Regions from separate parts of the Homo sapiens genome. Here region 2 is linked to region 1. Evidence: read pairs that join two places in POLR2A ChIA-PET (ENCODE). Cell type or tissue: GM12878. All regions are shown on one strand. Links, peaks and the distances in the headings refer to the core of each region. The heading gives the core; the rest is flanking DNA. Region 1 overlaps DIAPH3 (diaphanous related formin 3). Region 2 has its middle 16 kb from the start of LINC00434.

Evidence for each region. ChIA-PET counts read pairs that join two places held together with the same protein. Peaks named below come from ENCODE experiments on the same cell type or tissue, not always from the same donor. Only the 100,000 strongest peaks of a DNase experiment are listed, where the experiment ranks them.
Region 2: POLR2A ChIA-PET joins it to region 1 with 5 read pairs; 2 of 35 experiments call an interaction of 5 or more read pairs at or near these places.

What each region holds. Positions count from the first base shown.
Region 1 is chr13:59,893,635-59,902,826 of GRCh38, reverse strand. The region is part of intron 20 of DIAPH3 (diaphanous related formin 3); the gene reads left to right. Among named protein-coding and RNA genes, the nearest start is that of DIAPH3-AS1, 110 kb to the left of the region's middle. In GM12878, for the core only: no CTCF peak of the experiment used is centred there; a DNase peak (open chromatin) is centred at 4,444.
Region 2 is chr13:60,279,634-60,288,825 of GRCh38, reverse strand. No RefSeq gene overlaps it. Among named protein-coding and RNA genes, the nearest start is that of LINC00434, 16 kb to the right of the region's middle. In GM12878, for the core only: no CTCF peak of the experiment used is centred there; no DNase peak of the experiment used is centred there.

The DNA.
Region 1 (9,192 bases), core at 392-8,391:
TAAGCATTCAGTCATTGTTTTTCTTGTCACTTTATTTTTACTTTTATTTTTTGGAGACAGTTTCACTTCATTGCCCAGGCTGAAGTACAGTGGCACAATCTTGGCTCACTGCACCATGTGCCTCCCCAGTTCATGCGATTCTCATGCCTCAGCCACCCGAGTAGCTAGGATTACAGGTGTGCGCCACCATGCTTGGCTAAATTTATTGAATTTTTAGTAGAGATGGGGTTTCACCATGTTGGCCAGGCTTGTCTTGAACTCCTGACCTCAAGGGATCTGCCTGCCTTGGCCTCCCAAAGTGCTAGGACTATAAAGAAACACCTGACACTGGGTAATTTATGAAGAAAACAAGTTTAATTGGCTGACAGTTCTGCGAGCCTTACAGGAAGCATGGCAACATCAGCCTCTGGGAAAGCCTCAGGAGACTTATGATCATGGTGGAAGGTGTAGGGGAAACAGGCACGTCTTACATGGCCAGAGAAGGAGTAAGGTGGGAGGGGGGTGCAACACACTTTTAAACAGCCAGATCTCCTGAGAACTCTTATCACAAGAACAGCACCAAAGGGGGAAATCCACCCCCATGATCCAGTCATCTCCCACCAGGCCTCACCTCTAACACTGGGGATTGCAATTTGACTTGAGATTTGGATGGGGGCTCAAATCCAAACCATATCAACCATACACAGTTTTTCTTTACATGTTTAACAGTCAAAATAATGTGTAACTGATTCATTGATTTAACCAAATATAGTGACATTCATGGAAAATTAGAGGCTTTTTAATGGTGAAACTTAACATTGCTTTTACTGCTGATAGGTTGGGTATACTTAAGAACTTTGTACATTTTTATTTGCACTCTCATTAGATGATTCGGGTGGCTGAGGCATGAGAATCGCATGAACTGGGGAGGCAGAGGGTGCAGTGAGCCAAGATCGTGCCACTGCACTTCAGCCTGGGGAATGCCTCCTGGTAGCAACTATTCCAGTAGTGTATGTTTCAGTCTTTGGATGTTTCAGGGACTTGGATTTTGTTGGAGAAACTTAGACTTTGAGTTTGTATTGGTAGACTGTACCATTGTCTGATAAATTTTCTTCAAATACTTTGTCTCCTTGATTCAGCAATAATTTATTCATTTTTTGACAAATATTTATTGAACACCTACTGTGTGCTAGGTATTGCTGCAGACTCTGAGTTAAATGTGATGATCCTTCTCTTAGTCCCTATTTGTCATATATTTTTATTGGGGATGGTAGCAATATATGCATAAATAATAATGTAATATCAGATAGTAGTGAATGCTCTGCAGGAAGTGGTAGGATGAGTGTGTTTGTGTGTGCAATTTGTGTGGTTAGGAAGGACTTTCTGAAGAGGTAAGAGTTGAGCAGAAGCCGGAGTGACTTTAGTTAGAGGTGTGGATATCTCAAGGAAGCATGTTATAGACAGAAGAGACCACAAACAGCAAGGCCTTGAGGGATAAGTGAGTTTGGCTATGTGAGGCCAGTGGCTGTGGCAGAGTGAAGGTGGGAGACGGTGTAAAGAGGCCACCAGGGCCTTGATCATGCATGGCCTTGCAGCCATAGTGTGAGAATTATGGATTTTATTTTAAGAAAGCCGTTAGTGAGTTATTAACAAAGGGGTGAAATGATCAGACTGATGCCATAGAAGTGTTATGCTGGCAGCTATATGGAGAAACAGATAGTAGGGTGAGGTGAGGAATATAATTAAAGCCAGTGACTGGTTAACAAGCTATTTCAATGATCTCATTATTAATGTGTGAATTAGTGGTAGTTTGACAGGCTTAGCAGCAGTGTCATTGGTGAGAAGTAGATTCTGGATGATTTTGAAAATAGTGAATTAGAGTTTCTGACAGATTGGATTTGGGGCATAGGAGGAATCATGAATAACTCCAGGTTCTTAGGCTGTAAAATTAGATAAGAGTTCCCATTTATAGAGATGAGGGAAAGTCTGCAAGAGAAGCAGATTATGGAAGGGAAGATAACTAAGGGTCTGTTGACCTCTTAGTGGACATATGAAGCATGCATTTGGGGGTATAAGCTGGGAGTTCAGGGATGGAGTTATAAATTTGGAAGCCAATAGCATACAGGTCACATACAAAGCTATAGGAGTGGATGAAATCACTGAGGGAGTGAATTAGAAATGTAACACAAGAGGCAGTGAAGGGCAAGGTGAAATATGCAAACCTTACTGTTTTTCTCAGTCTTCTCCCTGGAGAGGGGCACATCATCAGCAAGGTTTTGTTTGTTTTTGCTGCTGGTTATCACCTCTCAAAGGACAATTGCAATCCCTTACCTAGGGAATTGTACAAGGTGATTTTATATATAACACTATTGCAGTTTGTTTCAAAAACTAACCATGAGTTGGGGTGAGAGGGATATTTGGCATTTGTAGGGTATATAATTCATCAGGGACATTTAGAAAGAAGCTAGTGGCCATGACAACGTGTGTCTGTGCAGTGAAAGAAAAAAAACTTTTTGCCTCCAGACCTTGCTCTCATATGGAAGAAAATGGAATAATCTCTAATACATCATGATAATAAATATATAGTTCCTGTATTATGAACTAAGATAAAGTTAAAATGCCAGAAGTGTGCAGGCATATTCCTTTATAAAATAACTCTCATTTAATCAAGGGATTGAGCTTATTTAGTTCAAATCTCCATCAAAATAGTAATATCAAATCCTGCCATTACAGGGAAAAAATCACTCACATGCTGCCAATTGTGTTCTCTGTAGAGTGGGAGGATAAGTGGAATTGAGCTCTGAATGAATTCTCTTATGAGCTTTTGTTACTCTTTTTCCCTTGAAATTAGTAGAATGTCAGCTATATTAAATAACTCTGCAATTCTTTAATTTATTAGAACTAATAAAAACCCAGCATGATCAGAATAATATGCTATTTCCTTGAGCTGCTAATAACTTGTGAGTTTCTCAAAAAGTTTGAAATTTCAACTGTGACTTATATTGATCTCTCTTCTTTTTAATTGATGGCAAAAGGTACAAAATTTTGCTTGTGTTTTATATCACGTGCATGTAAAATTTGTGAAAGAATTTGATATAGCATCTCAAGTTATATTTAACACAGTCTATTCTTAACACAACAGCCAACGACTTCAGTCACATAATGTTCTGTTTTACCTATAACCCTACAATGACTTCCCACCTCAGAGGAAAGTCCAGAATTCTTGTAGTAGTCTACAAGGCTCTACATAATTTGTCCCTGCCTTGGTATTTCTTACCTCATCTTCTACCATTCCCCCTGGCTAAGGCAACTTTAATCATATGGCTTCTATACTGTTTCCTAAACATGCCAGTCACATTCTTGAGAATTTCTCACTTGTACCTTGCCTTGTCCAGTTATTCAAATGGCTTGTTCTCTCATTTCTTTCTGGTCTTTTTTCACAGGTCCTTTGTGGAAGTCTTCTCAATGCACCTTCTTTGAAATTGCATAATCAGTTGCTCAAAATACTTCTTTTCCTCTTGTATTAGTCAGGGTTCTCTAGAGGCACAGGAGTGATAGGATAGATGTATATATGAAAGGGAGTTTATTAAGCAGTTTTGACTCACAGGATCACAAGGTGAGGTCCCACAATAGGCTATCTGCAAGCTGAAGAGCAAGGAAGCCAGTAGGAGTCCCAAAGCCTCGAAAGTAGGGAAGCTGGCACTGCAGCCTTTAGTCTGTGACCGAAGCCTGAGAGCCCCTGGCAAACCTCTGGTGCAGTCCAAGAGTCCAAAAGCTGAAGAACTTGGAGTCTGATGTTCGAGGGCAGGAAGCATCCAGCATGGGAGAAAGATGGAGGCCAGGAGACTTAAGTCAGTCTAGTCCTTCCATGTTCCTCTGCCTACTTTTATCCTAGCCATGCTAGCAGCTGATCAGATTGTGCCCACCCAGATTGAAGGTGGGTCTGCCTCTCCTAGTCCACCTACTCAAATGTTAATCTTCTCCTTTGGCAACACCCTCAAGACATACCCAGGAACAATACTTTGCATCCTTCAATCCAAACAAGTTGACACTCAATATTAACCATTACACCTCTTCACTGCATTATTTTTCTCCCTAGTACTCATCGGCTTCTCATTTACTGTATTACGCTCTGTCCACTAACCTAGTTAGCCTGCCATAAGTATCTATGGTGGCAGGAATCATTCTGTCAGGTACTCACTTGTGAATTCCTAATGCCTCAAACAATATATGGTATTATACAATAAATATTGATGAATGAATAAGTAAATTTCTCTCAGATGCTTTATTTATTTTAAATATGAAAAACTAAAATCATTTAGCTCTTGGCTTATTGAGGCTTGCCTGGCAATATGTTCTTAGTACTGAGACTTGAATCTGGGTTAAAAAAAACTTTGTCTTAGTATTCCAGAAACCTTCAACTGTCCTTCCTTGTGTTTCTAATCTGATTGTGAAGACCTGGGTTTGAATTCTGAATTTACCACATCTAGTTATGAAACGTTGTATGAGTTTCTTACTATCTTTCAATTTCATTTCCTTTGTTTGTTAAAATATACGTGAATATAGAACCTGTCTCACAGAGCTGTGGTGAGATTAGGAGAGCATGCATGTGTGTAGTGTATAGTGGATAGCAAATGCCCAATTATGTTAGCTGCTGTTATCATTCTCTTTTTTTTTCTTTTTTCTTTTTCTTTTTTTTTTTTTTTTTTTTTTGAGGCAGAGTCTCACTCTGTCACCCAGGCTGGAGTTCAGTGGTGCAATCTCAGCTCACTGCAGCCTCTGCCTCCCCAGGTTCAAATGATTCTCCTGCCTCAGCCTCCCGAGTAACTAGGATTACAGGCATGTGCCACCATGCCTGGCTAATTTTTTTCTATTTTTAGTAGAGATGGAGTTTCAACATGTTGGCCAGGCTGGTCTCGAACTCCTGACTTCAAGTGATCTACCTGCCTCGGTTTCCCAAAGTGCTGGAATTACAGGCGTGAGCCACCACGCCCAGCCTTCATTCTCTTATTTTTATTTTACACTTTTTTCTTCTCATCTATTGTGATCCAGTTCAGCACCCACTTTCTTTTTTTTTCTTATTCTTTTTTTGTTTTTTTTGAGATGGAGTCTTACCCTGTTGCCCAGGCTGGAGTGCAATGGCGTGATCTTGGCTCACTGTAACCTCCGCCCCCTGGGTTCAAACGATTCTCTTGCCTCAGCCTCACGAGTAGCTGCAATTACAGGTGCACGCCACCATGCCTAGCTAATTTTTGGATTTTTAGTAGAGACGGGGTTTTACCATGTTAGCCAGGCTGGTCTCGAACTCCTGACCTTGTGATCCGCCCCCCTCGGCCTCCCAAAGTGCTGGGATTACAGGCGTGAGCCACCGTGCCCGGCCAGCACCCACTTTCCTTAAGAACTATATTCCACTTTACATTAAGAATTTTCTCTCTCACTATTCTACGATTCTTTAGCATGTTTTATGTATATGCTTTTGTTCCCATCACTGTCGTAGAGTTATTCTCTTTGTGATATAGACAACCTCATAATTCCAGATTCAGCTTAGGTCCTTTCATTTCTCATTTTGTGTGGTCTTGACCTCTGGTCAGCATTTCACCCTATTAATTATATCTACTTTTTGTTCTCTTTCCTGGCTCCCTTGTGCTTCTAATGTCTGACTCCTCCCTGACTCTTTTCCCATATCTTCTAACACTTGAATAAGAATCTTACTCAGATGCTCTCCTCTACTCTCTTCTTTTGATACCCTCTTCTTTCTCAATGATTTTATAAAACACATATAATTTTTTTAATAACTCTTTTTGAGCAATTTTTACCTTCCAGACTTTCTATACTTTGGCTTTCAAGTAGACACAATTGATTGCAGTGAAAAGTAGCAAAGGGGATGCCATATAGGGGTTGACATAAAGGTAGATACTAACTGATGAGCATTTCAGTGTGATCAATTATTGTGACTTCCAGATCTCATATTGAGACACAGTGCTGGGTTATTTATTTTCTTTTCAACACAGTGGGTTTCAAGAGTATAATCTAAATTACTAAAAAAGTAATTAGAATAAGCTTCTCTTCTGATATTAGTTGCACATGTTGGGGCTAGAAATATGAGCCTTTAAAAGCTTTCTACCTCTAACTCTCTGACTAGGTATCCCGGATTTCTCGGAATCCCCTGAAATTAAAATCAACGAGTTGTGTATAATAACAGCCTAATAGTTGTTACGGAAGTATGTTCAAGGACCGACCCCCCTGCCTCCACCCCCGCCTCCCCCACCAAAAATACTGCAGTTCATGTAACTACCTGAGATATTATAAAACATCAGGTCAGCCTTCTGTTTGTAAATCATATAATGCTTTAGGATACCTAGAGGAGATTAAAATCTTACTCTGCATTCCTTTAGTCTGATTAACTTTTAAAATATGGTATCTGTGACTTGTGATACTCAAAAGATGATGGTTTGGATAAAGGGAGCGGGGAGAGAGGTGAATTTTGGAGTTTCAGGTTAATGGCATAATATCGCATCAAATGAGCCACTATAGAGCAGACAAGTAATTACATAGCAGTTATATGAAGTTTATTTAGTGACTTACAGTTCACAAAGTATGTTTATATACATGTATATGACATATTGTTTATAATAGCTCCTCAGGGTTATAAGAACAGAAACTCATATAGAATAGACTACTTAACCAAGACCTCCTCCACATGCCATAAGCAAAAGAGAAAGATTGAAACTGCGGATTTCTAAACTTACATTTCCATATTTCATTTTGTTTCCACCACACTGTGTTGTTTTTAGGCACAGAGTTCTTGATATATTGGCAAAGAATTAGATGCACACAGGAGGTGGGAAAAAGGTAAATGAATGCAAAGGGAAAGGTTTTTAAAAATAGAGTTTACCTTACGTTTTTGTTTAGGATCAATCTTGTCCCTATTTTCTGTCTTCAGAAATAAAAGACCCAAATGGGAGAGGATTCCCCTGTCCATCCTTAAAGAGCCCAGTGAATGTGTACACTTCTAGAATGTCGACTACCTCGTCTGGCTCATTATTCTTGTGGCCTGACCACTGACTTCTCTTGAGTAGGCCTTTCTCCATTTTCTGTCCTCAGCTTAACAGGGAAACTGGCAATCTGAGGCCAAGCACTTGAAAATTTCTCTGAGATACTCAGAATCAACTTTTAAACAGTTTTATTTAACTTCATTCACGTTGTGGCTCCTGAGACAAAGGGTGGTAGTGTTTTGGCCCCATATGTATTTGGTTAATTATAGTCTTTGTCTGAGTTGATTTTTCTTCCCTTTTTCGCTTTTCTTATATTTTTATTTTGTATTAAATTATATGCGTCATTAAACATCCTTGTCTTCCATACCAGACTTGGCTCTTTTCACAAGATAAATGTGTTTTTTTTTTGTTTTTTTTTTTTTCCTTTAACATTGGATCAAGTTTCCTATCCTGCAAGTCTGCTATTTTCCATTACTGCTATTTTTCTTTCTTTTCCAAGGATGCCAATTTTATATCCAAGTCTAGATATTACAGTTATTTAGAAGAGCGGATACCGAATAGCCAAAGTGATTTTTTCCCGTTTAGTGAAACACTAGCACTAACTTATATGCCACCAGCATCACCACTACCAAATAATTTGATTTACTATATTTGTCCAAGGAAAATCTAGGAATTTGTTCAAATTGTTATATGTTAGGAAATTCCTTTTTTTGTGTTTATACTGTCCCACTTACAGTATATTGACTTACATTTATGCATTAAATAGTCAAAACTTAGTAATATAAATTTTAATTTGTTTAAGGGTTCTCAGTTTGTGGCTTTATGCTGAAACTGTCATTAGGTCAGTTTTTATTCTGTCAATATTTTGTTCCTTGTTGTAGCATTATGTGTCATCTTCTTATGGTAAGCTATGTGGCATTACTGAAGTTTTATGTTTTGGACAAATGGAGTCTTTCTACCCTATTTTATCAATGTTTCCTTTTTAAGTAGCTCTCCTTGGAATCACTAGCCACAGTAAAGTGCCTAAATCATTCTGATCACTTGAATGCTAGTATTTTCTGAAAAGATTTAAGGTTCCAGCAGCTTAATATTGTTATAAGTTTCCTTGACACTGTATTTGTTTTTCCTAAGTTCTGACCCAGAATTTCCAAAAACATTTCATATTTTTAATGTAATTAAGAGAAAACTAGTTCAATTAGCTTCATGACAATCTTTTTCTTTACTGCTCAATTGTCTGTTCTATTCTCATTCTATTTATGTGCTTTTGAGGGGTGGGGGGGCAGGGGAGACTTCTTTCCTTTTCTTCTCTCTTTCTTTTTTTTTTCTCCTGGGAAGGACTATGTCTGCTGTGGTCTTAGCTACTTCTTACTGAATTCTTATTACCACTTCCTTTGGAATTATCCATGATTTTGACTGCTGGCCTCATTAATGATCTCTCTTAGCAGTTAGAGACCACTGTTTCCTCAACCTGTACTTCCTAAAACGCAGGTTTCTGCCTATTTTTTTTATGCCCACGAGCCTTAATTATAGCCTCATCCTTTATTATGTCCGTTACCTGAATGCCACCTGATGTCCCATCTTCAGTAGGTTTTCCTTTGTCTTCCCACATTTTAGTATCTCCCATTCTGCTTAAATTGCAGATCACAGACCTGGCCCTTCTGATATCCTCAGACAATAGCAACGGGTATACTTTATTACTGAAGGGCAGAGGAGTTGCCTGAAAAAAAATGTATCACAGTGATTTGATCTGAATGCTCCCAAAATGCACCCACCAAATCAATGGCTTGAAATAAAGCATAACCCAAATACCAGATGAATTATTGAAAGGCTACCAATTTATTTTTAGAAGTCCCTGAATGAATTTTACTTGTCCTAACGTAGAAACAAAGAATAAAAATTGCATACAATCAATACTAAGAAACACAGCAAGCTGTCGTTCTTAATGGGTTTATGTTTGGAATATAGAGAAACACTTTTGTCATTAATATCCTGGCATCAGCAAAAAACAAGAATTGTAAAATCGCATAGATTAAACTTAAGGCAAGGAATTAGTCATTTAAGAGTATGTGGGCAGAGTTATTGTTCGAAATATGAGCTGGTTAGCAAATATCATAGAAAAAGGTTCTCTTGTTCATTATTTTTGAATAAACTAATCTGCAACATAGAGGGCTTTTTCCTGTGTCACACTGTCTGTATCTCTACCCCTGACCCTGCCTCC
Region 2 (9,192 bases), core at 338-8,337, 390 kb before region 1:
TTTCTTGTCATTGGAACATCGGGGAACTGGCATCTCACCATGTCTGATCGCTAATGCTTCAAAGATATGTGTCATATATATTACGGTTCCACCTCGTGCAAGTGATTTGACTTGAAAATGCAATGACAGGGAGCCATATTGGGGAACAGAAATTGTTTACATAATTGCTTGGTCTGTTGGTGAATCTAGGCCCTCATTTAGAATTCATTATTTTATAAACTGCACAAAGGGATTTCCAAGTTGTCAACTTAGTTTGTAAAAAATAAAATAAAAAGATATGATAAAATGTCTGGCACAAGCTTTTCTGACTTTAATTTTTTTTCCTCTGTCCTATTCATCTTCCCAGTCATAGCGGGTACTCCATCAGCTGTGATAGCTGCTATTTTCTCTGGATTTAGATCAAACAACCTCAGAACATCCATCAGGGCCATTTTTACATCCTTTCTCCTTTGATGCCAAACCCCAAAGATTCCCCATCATGTACAGTCTGCAAGTTGTTGGACTGACAAGCATTAGTAACCTTGGAATGTCACCCAGACACCAGCTTTCATCCTGGAGGAGGCTAATGAATTTTGCTGCAACCAACTTGGTCTTGAAATGATTTTTCTTTAGGTCACCTTTCATAGTTAAAATAGTTTGCTTTCTTATAGTTTACTTTTTGTCTGCTGAGTTAAAGTGGCAGAGAGAATTGAGCCCGAGGACATGAGAGTCTGAAGCACAAAATTCTAATACCGACTTTTAATGCTGCATATTTTTTAATCATCTGAGCAAAACTTTAATTTCTGAGAGTGTCCTCATCAGTGAAATAGAAGTATAAAAGTATAATCTACTATTTAGGGTTTTTGACTTTTTAAGCATAGGAACCCTTTTAAAAATACATATATACAGTATACACACATTTAACATACTTTTAACATAATGTGGGTACACACACATACACACAGAGACTCCTGTGTGGAATTAATTATACATATGGTATATCTTAAAGAGGAATATACCAAATGACATAAATGTAATAAAATTTTAAGCAAATTTATATCTTATTAAGCACAACAGCCACTCTACATACCCTTTAACAGGACAGTACGAACACACGTGAGATATATCAATTACTAATGCAATTTCTGTATGCCTAAAAATGTGCCTGTTCTTCAACATAACTGAGTTCTAGGGGATGCCACAGATTTAAGAACCAACTAGTGTTGGCATAATATGCAATAACTATTTCTGGGTCTATAATTTATTCATTTGAGAAGAGTGTTAATGTGGCCCAAGTCAAATGTTCAATCTCAGGATCCATGCAGTTATGTAATTAGTATTTGTTGAAGACTAACCACATGCATGTCACCCCTGTTTACCCAGCCATTGCTGGAGGCAGAGGAGACCCTCAACATTTCAAATAAAAATAAATAAATAAATCTATGTCACCTAAGTTGTCCTCCCTCTCTCTAGTTTATAGCTTCTAGTGGAGTTACCTGATTTACGGATAACTTCACTGGCTTCCGCCCTCGCCCAAATATTGCAGGCCTTTGGCCCCTGAAAACCCCACCTAGGGACTGTATTTCTTTTCTTTTTGTTTTGTTTTTGTTTTTGTTTAGTTTTTTTGTTTTGTTTTGTTTTGTTTTCGGTTTTAAGGAGCGTTTAATAGGCAAGAAAGAGGGAAGAAAAAAAAGAAGTTCCCCTGTACAGAGACAGAGGGAGGGGGGTTCCAAAGCCGAGAGATGGAACCCCACACTTAGGTAATACCAGCCAGCTATATTTGATGGCTAGAGGAGGCCGTGTCTGATTTGCACAGGGCTCAGGGAATTGCTTTGACCAGGCATGTCATTCACGTAGACCGCGAAAAAACTGGCCCTCCCACCCTAGCCTTTTAATATGCAAATGCAGAGCGGCAGGATGTTCCACATAAGTGGGGATATGTGGGGGTGGCCATGCTGCCAGGCACATGTGCGGGCAAGGGCAAGAGGAAAACGGTGGGAATTGCCATGTTGGGTGGACGCAGTTTCCAACGGCTGGCATTTGCATATCAAAGATTGCTGGCTGGCCCGGGTCAAACAGCCAGGGCTTTCATGCTAGACAAGAGCTATAGAAAATTAGAAAATTTTCCAAGGACCCCTTTTTCCTCTCTATGTGCCTAATTACTTTTTTTTTTTTTTTTGAGACGGAGTCTCGCTCTGTTGCCCAGACTGAAGTGCAGTGGCTTGATCTTGGCTCACTGCAAGCTCCGCCTCCCTGGTTCATGCCATTCTCCTGTCTCAGCCTCCCGAGTAGCTGGGACAACAGGCTCCCGCACCACGCCAGGCTAATTTTTTGTATTTTTAGTAGAGACGGGGTTTCACCGTGTTAGCCAGGATGGTCTCGATCTCCTGACCTCGTGATCTGCCCGCCTCGGCCTCCCAAAGTGCTGGGATTACAGGCGTGAGCCACCGCACCCGGCCTAAAATAATTTCTTAATAACTCCTACCTCATTTCCCCCTGTGGAGACATCACTCTAACTGCTGTTAGGGGGTTCTGGGCGACGACTCTGTCTGGCTACTTCCTACTGAAAGGGGGCGTTGAATGGGGAACAGCAGCTGGGACTTCTCCCGTCTTGTCTTCTCTACGTGTCTCACACGTGCCCTCCTTTCCTATTCCTCATTCCCACCATGGCCCACGGATCCACTTGAGGGTGCCAGCATCCTCCTCCCGAAGGCATGGTCTCCCAGGGCTTCCAAAGCAGAAAACTGGTCATTTTAGAGGATGGTCGCATTCCCTGATGACTTCTCATGCAAGTTTCACCATGTTTGTCACAGAATAGGGGGGGATTGTGCTTCTTTCCCACTTTGTGCCACATTTTATCAACGAGGCATCGAAAAGAAAGATGTCTCACCTGATCCCTCATGAAAGCAGCTTGTCCTGGTAGCTTCCGCTTGTTCCATAGCCACTGTTCCACAAGGCTCATGAGGAAGACCTGAGGAACAGATATCTGAAATGTGCCCCACACTGTCCTCTCCAATCCTGCCCGCCCCCCTGCACCCCATCCCAACAGCACTTCAGCAGTGCTTCTTGAATTTTATTATGCATCTCAATCACCTGAGGATCTTGCTAAAATGCAAATTCTGATTTAGTAAGACTGACCTGGGGCCTGACCTTCTGCTTTTATCAGGGCCAAGACTAGGCACAAAATTTAAGGGTTGACAAAAAATTCAGCAATGAAGATAATAATATTTTCATGCAATATTTTGAAAAATCAAAATGAATACCAAAAATCCATGATGAACAGAATACCCAAATTTTAAATGCAGAATTAAAGATCCCAATTGATGTTAATCAGACCACATTTTGAGAGGCAAGTTTCCATAGCCAAAAAAACATTAACTTACTCCAAGGGGTTATGCCACTTATTTACACCAATTATGCACTAATCTGCTGAGTTGGGCATATGCTAGGACTACACACACACACACACACACACACACACACACACACAGAGGCATCTCATCTTATGCTTACGTCATCATGGGAAGGAATTATTATTATTATTATTATTATTATTATTATTATTATTTTTGAGACGGAATCTTGCACTTTCCCCCAGGCTGGAGTGCAGTGGCGCAATCTCAGCTTACTGCAAGCTCTACCTCCCGGGTTCACCCCATTCTCCTGCCTCAGCCTCCGAAGTGGCTGGGACTACAGGCGCCCGCCACCACGCCCAGCTAATTTTTTGTGTTTTTACTAGAGACGGGGTTTCACCGTGTTAGCCAGGTGATCTCGATCTCCTGACCTCATGATCCATGCGCCTCGGCCTCCCAAAGTGCTGGGATACAGGTGTGACCCACCACGCCCGGCCCATCATGGGAAGGAATTATAATTAGTTGAAGAAACTTACATTTTCAACTAGGGAGAGGAGTCATTTTTGTGCCCCTGGGAGTGTTAGCACTACCTCAAGACATTTTTGTTGTCACAAGATCTAAGGAGTCTACTGGAATCGGGTGGTTAGATGTCAGGATGCTACTAAATATCATACAATGCACAAGACAGCTCCCCACAACAAATAATTATCTGGCCTAAAATGTCAACAGTGTCAAGATTGAGAAATTCTGCTATAAAAATAGTATACAGCACATAAGTATACCATAGACAATCAATGTTGTCATAACTGAGTTTGATCTCAAGTATTCTTGAGTTTTTAATCTTTCCTACTCACCATCTTCTCTCACTATGAATAAAGGATTTTTACTTCTAACTTTGTGCATGACTTAGTAACAGTCAATAAATAATACCTCTTTATGTATAAAGATATAATATATAAAGAAATTAATATTCTGGGAATCTTCGGGAAAGGCCATTAGGTGACAAATTGAAAAGGTTGGGAAGAGTGGTTACATGTTTCTAATTTAAAGCCAATTAAGGATGCAAGCCCACTGTGATTCTGTGGAAAATTGGCTGCGACAATGTTTAATGAAAGTAGATCTCAAACCACATTATCTGGCATTGAATTTGGAAAGCTGAACTTACCCTGAAGTTTTGCAGGGCTTTAGATTTGAAGCCAGTAGAAAATTCATCTAGCTTTCCAAAATTGTTTATCTGTCAGTTGAATAATAATATCAAATGCCAAAATAAAAAATGCATAAGAACATAATTTAAAATGTGTGAGTATATGAATTAATAAAACATCAATATAATATTTTCATCTTGCAATAGTATTTTAGGGGTATTAAAAATGATAGGATCCAATCTTACTCTGTACCCCTTGTGATCACAAAGTCCCAAGGTATAAAACAACTATAAATGGTTTCAAGGAGTCTTAAGGAAAAGTAAAACGTGCCTGCTTGTACAAAAATTTAGACAAAAAGGTACTATATTAACTAATAATTATTGCAGAGCTGTGGATTGATGATTTGCATATTGTCTTTCAGCACTAAAGCCACTTTTCTATGATCTGCTGTGTGATGCTGGGCCCGCGATTTTACAAAACATTTCCAAGGCTTCCTTGACTTCTACCTTCTCTTAGGCTAACAGAAGGCACAGACAGGAGATTGGAAGGCAGAAAGAAGGGAGAAGATATTTCTGTCATGTTCTCCAGTTTCTGGACAGCCACTGCTACAGCCTCCAAGTTCTTTTGGCACTCCCGGCAGCACACATGCCCCCAACCCAGGGACAAACATCAGCAGTGGGGTGGGGTGGAGGCCTCCTCCAAGCTCCTCTTCTCTTCTCTTCTCTTCTCTTCTCTTTTGTATCCCTAGGCCTAGGGGTAGTATCTGCTCTCAGCAGTTACTGACATCAGGGTTTGTGACGGTTAATTTTATGTGTCAACCTGACTGAGCTAAGGGATGTCCAGATAGCTGGGAAAACATTACTTCTGGATGTGTCTATGAGGGTGCTTCTGAAAGGGATTTCACGGCTGAGTAAGGAAGAATGTCCTCACCAATGTGAGTGAGCATCATTCGATCCATTAAGGGCCTGAATAGGAGAAAAAGGCTGAAGAAGGGCACATTTTTTTTCTCTTCTTGAGCGGAGATAACTCTCTTTCCCTGCCCTTGGACATCAGTGTTCCTATTTCTCAGGCTTTGTATTTGGACTGTGACCACACCAAAAGATTTCCTGGACCTCCAGCTTGCAGATGGCAGATCATGAAACTTCTCAGGCCCAACAATTACAGGAGCCAATCCCTCAAAATAAATCTCTTTATATGTACCTATCCATATCTATCTATCTATATAGGCTAGAGAGATGGAGAGAGGGAGGGGAAGAGTGAGAGAGGGAGGGGAAGAGTGAGAGAAGGAGAGGCAGAGAGGGAGAGGCAGGGAGGGAGAATTAAGGAGGGAGGGAGAGGGATGGAGGGACGGAGAAGGATGGAGGGAGGGAGGGAGAGAGAGAGAGAGAGAAAGAGAGAAAGAGAGAGAGAGAGATCTCCTATTGTTTGTTTCCCTGGAGAACCCCTGACTAATACAGGGCTACCTCAGCATTCCCTTTCTGTTCTTTCAACCTTCAAACACCTGAGTAAATAATTCTCTGCATGAAGTCCCTCTGCTTGAAATATCTATTCTCCTTCTGTTTTCTGAACTAGAACTTCACTGATGTAGCATACTAACAACAAAAATATAGCAGATATATAGCAATAAAATGCATGTAAATGTGCTGGTTACATCTTTTCATATACAACTTATCAGTTGTGCGTTTCTCCGTGACTGTGCCAGGAATGAATAACACGTGTAGAACATTACATTGTATGCCTGGAACAGAATAGGTAATTATAAACAGGGCACATTTCTTTGCCGTTCATGCTTTCTTTTTTCCAAACTGGAGGAAGTTGAAGATTAGGCAGATCAAAATTTTATTTAAAAAAAAAAAAGGATTCCAGCTGTTTGACCAAAAGAAGAACTGTCCAGAATGTATTTCAATAATGTATCACTACCAGATGTTATCCTTTTTAAGAGCAATGAAGCCTGTCCAAGAGAAACACTTAATCATCCCACTTTTCCTTTGGGACTGTGGAAAATTGCTACCTGCAAATGTTGCAGGCCTAGTTGATCATATGAGAGTATATATGTATGCCTGTGTATAACTTTTGATTTGCCTGTTCATTTTAAACAAATACATCTCGTTTTTTTCTGTGGATCCTGGATGTTCTTAAGTCTTAAAGAAACTTGAATATTTTGGCAGCCTGGCTTCAGTTATCTAAATTATACTCTGCATAACTGTGAAAGTTTTCCCTAAAAAACCAAACCTTAGGAATGATGACAATTTCTGAATCTTCTGACAATCATTTTATTCTACACAAACACAGCAGTTAGTGATTTTATGCCAATTTCAATGACATTTGGTAGGTAAGGAGAAGACAAATGAATGTCTGTATCTTTATAAAGCCAGTTATATATCTTATTATAGTACCTTGTTGTTCATAATATTCATGTTAGAGGAAAATATTTTTCTTGCCCTCACTTATGTGATTGTATTGAGTGAGATCTACAGTTAATAGAGATATTTATACAGCCACTGTCTGCAGGTTACCAGTGGCACAACACCATGAATTATCCATTGAATTTGGAGCAACATCCTGGATGCTAAAAAGGAGAACCAAGGGAACATGAGATACGGGCCCTGCTTTTTAGTCTTTAGCAGGAAGTGATGGGATAATCATGTGTGTCTTTATTGCAGTGTGATAAACTTTATAAATACATGTACATATGGAGGGCTCTTTGTGATGCACTGAGACATGCTTAAGTGACAGATAATTCATGGAGAGGACATTTGAAATCAGGGGAATGATTGCTGTGACCTGTGGTATGAGTCTGCTGTCTTAGCCTGACTTCCCCCTGGGAAAACAAAGCCTGAGATTCAGGCTTTTGTACAGGTAGTTTATTTTGGGAAGGAATCCCCGGGAACAGGAGTGAAGGATTAGGGATTATGAAACGAGGAAGGAAGAGAAGCCAAATCAAGGATATATTCTTGAGTTGGTCACCTCTGTGAGTTTACTGGAGCTCTACCATGCTGGTACCTTGGGTGGCCAAATAGACAGTCCACCCAAAGGATCATGGGGAAAAGCATTTATCCATTGGCTCTAGGATGCCCCTTGGATCTCCTCTGGGGGTTTAGCACTGCCCTTTGGCACCCGCTTCCAGAGTCACAGGGGTCCCATTCCACAGCATGAAGAGCACAGGGCAGGTTATGAGAGAAGCAGTGCTTTCAGCATAAAATCGGCCAAAGCTCCTGCAAGCTTGTTTACAGTAGCTGCAACTACAACAGGAAGCAAGATTAAAATGGCATGAGGCAGTGTCCAAGAGGGGTCCAATAGGTCCAAAACAGAGTTTAAGCAAGGAAGTCTTCTAGAAAAGATATTTGGCCTTCTCTGCTATGATAAATGTTTTCATAAGGAAGTACCTGTCAATATGTCCTGGTTTATCTTTTCTTTCTTTCTATCTTCTTCTTCCTCCTCCTTCCTTCCTTCCTTTCCTCCTCTTCCTCCTCCTCCTTCCTTCCTTCCTTTCCTCCTCTTCCTCCTCCTCCTTTTTATTCTTCTTCCTCCTCCTCCTCATGCTGCTGCTGCTTTTGTTTTTGTTTTTGAGAAAGGGTCTCACTCTGTTGCCCAGGCTGGAGTGCAGTGGCAGTCTCGGCTCACTGCAGCCTTGATCTCCCAGGCTTAAGTGATCCTCCTGCCTCAGCCTCCCTAGTAGCTGGGACTACAGGTGCACACTACCACACTCAGCTAATTTTGCTCATTTTTTGTACAGACAAGGTCTCACTATGTTGCCCAGGCTGGTCTCAAACTCCTGGACTCAAGCAATCCTCCTGTTTCAGCCTCCCAAAGTGCTGGGATTATAGGCATGAGCCACCACACCGGCCTTCTTTTTCTTATGAAGCACCTCATTTTCACAGACTTTCCACTAACAAAAAACTAATTTATTTCCTGGCTCTTATATAAGTGATATATATGTCATCAACTTTGAAGAAAGGGAAACTTTCTCGTCTTACTTTAATCTGGCTAGATTGTAATCTTTATTGCTTACTATAACTAACTACGGGGCCACCCTTACCTTGGGATGGAAGGAGGAAGGTAAATATATTTTTATTTATTATTATTATTTTTAGAGACAGAGTTTTGCTCTCTTGCCCAGGCTGAAGTGCAGTGATATGATCTCGGCTCACTGAAACCTCCACCCTTCCAGGTTCAAGCAATTTTTGTGCCTCAGCCTCCTGAGTAGCTGGGATTACAGGTGCACGACACCATGCCTGGCTAATTTTGGTATTTTTTAGTAGAGACGAGGTTTCACCATGTCGGCCAGGCTGGTTTCAAACTCCTGACCTCAAGTGATCTGCCTGCCTCAGCCTCCCAATGTACTGGGATTACAGGCATGAGCCATCACACTCAGACCGTTAATATATTTTTAAAGAGCTACTGTCTACATAAACAATTTGAGTCACCCCAAATCAGCTCGTTAGCAACATTCTGATGGTTCATCTCATGCAATCCAGCAAAAGAAATACTGAGCCTCCAGCAAGAATCACTTGCTCACCAGGCTGTCCTCTGGGAACTGGCAACTGGCAACTGGCCGCAGGGCCCTAGGATGGTCCCACAGATTCGAGTACTGGGATTCCTAAGGGAATCTGGGTGACTTACACTTTGGACATGGGGAGAGGATTGGAGTACCTTAATGGGTAGCCATGGGGTCCAGGGCACCCCACAGGTGTTGGTCCAGCTCAGGTCATCCT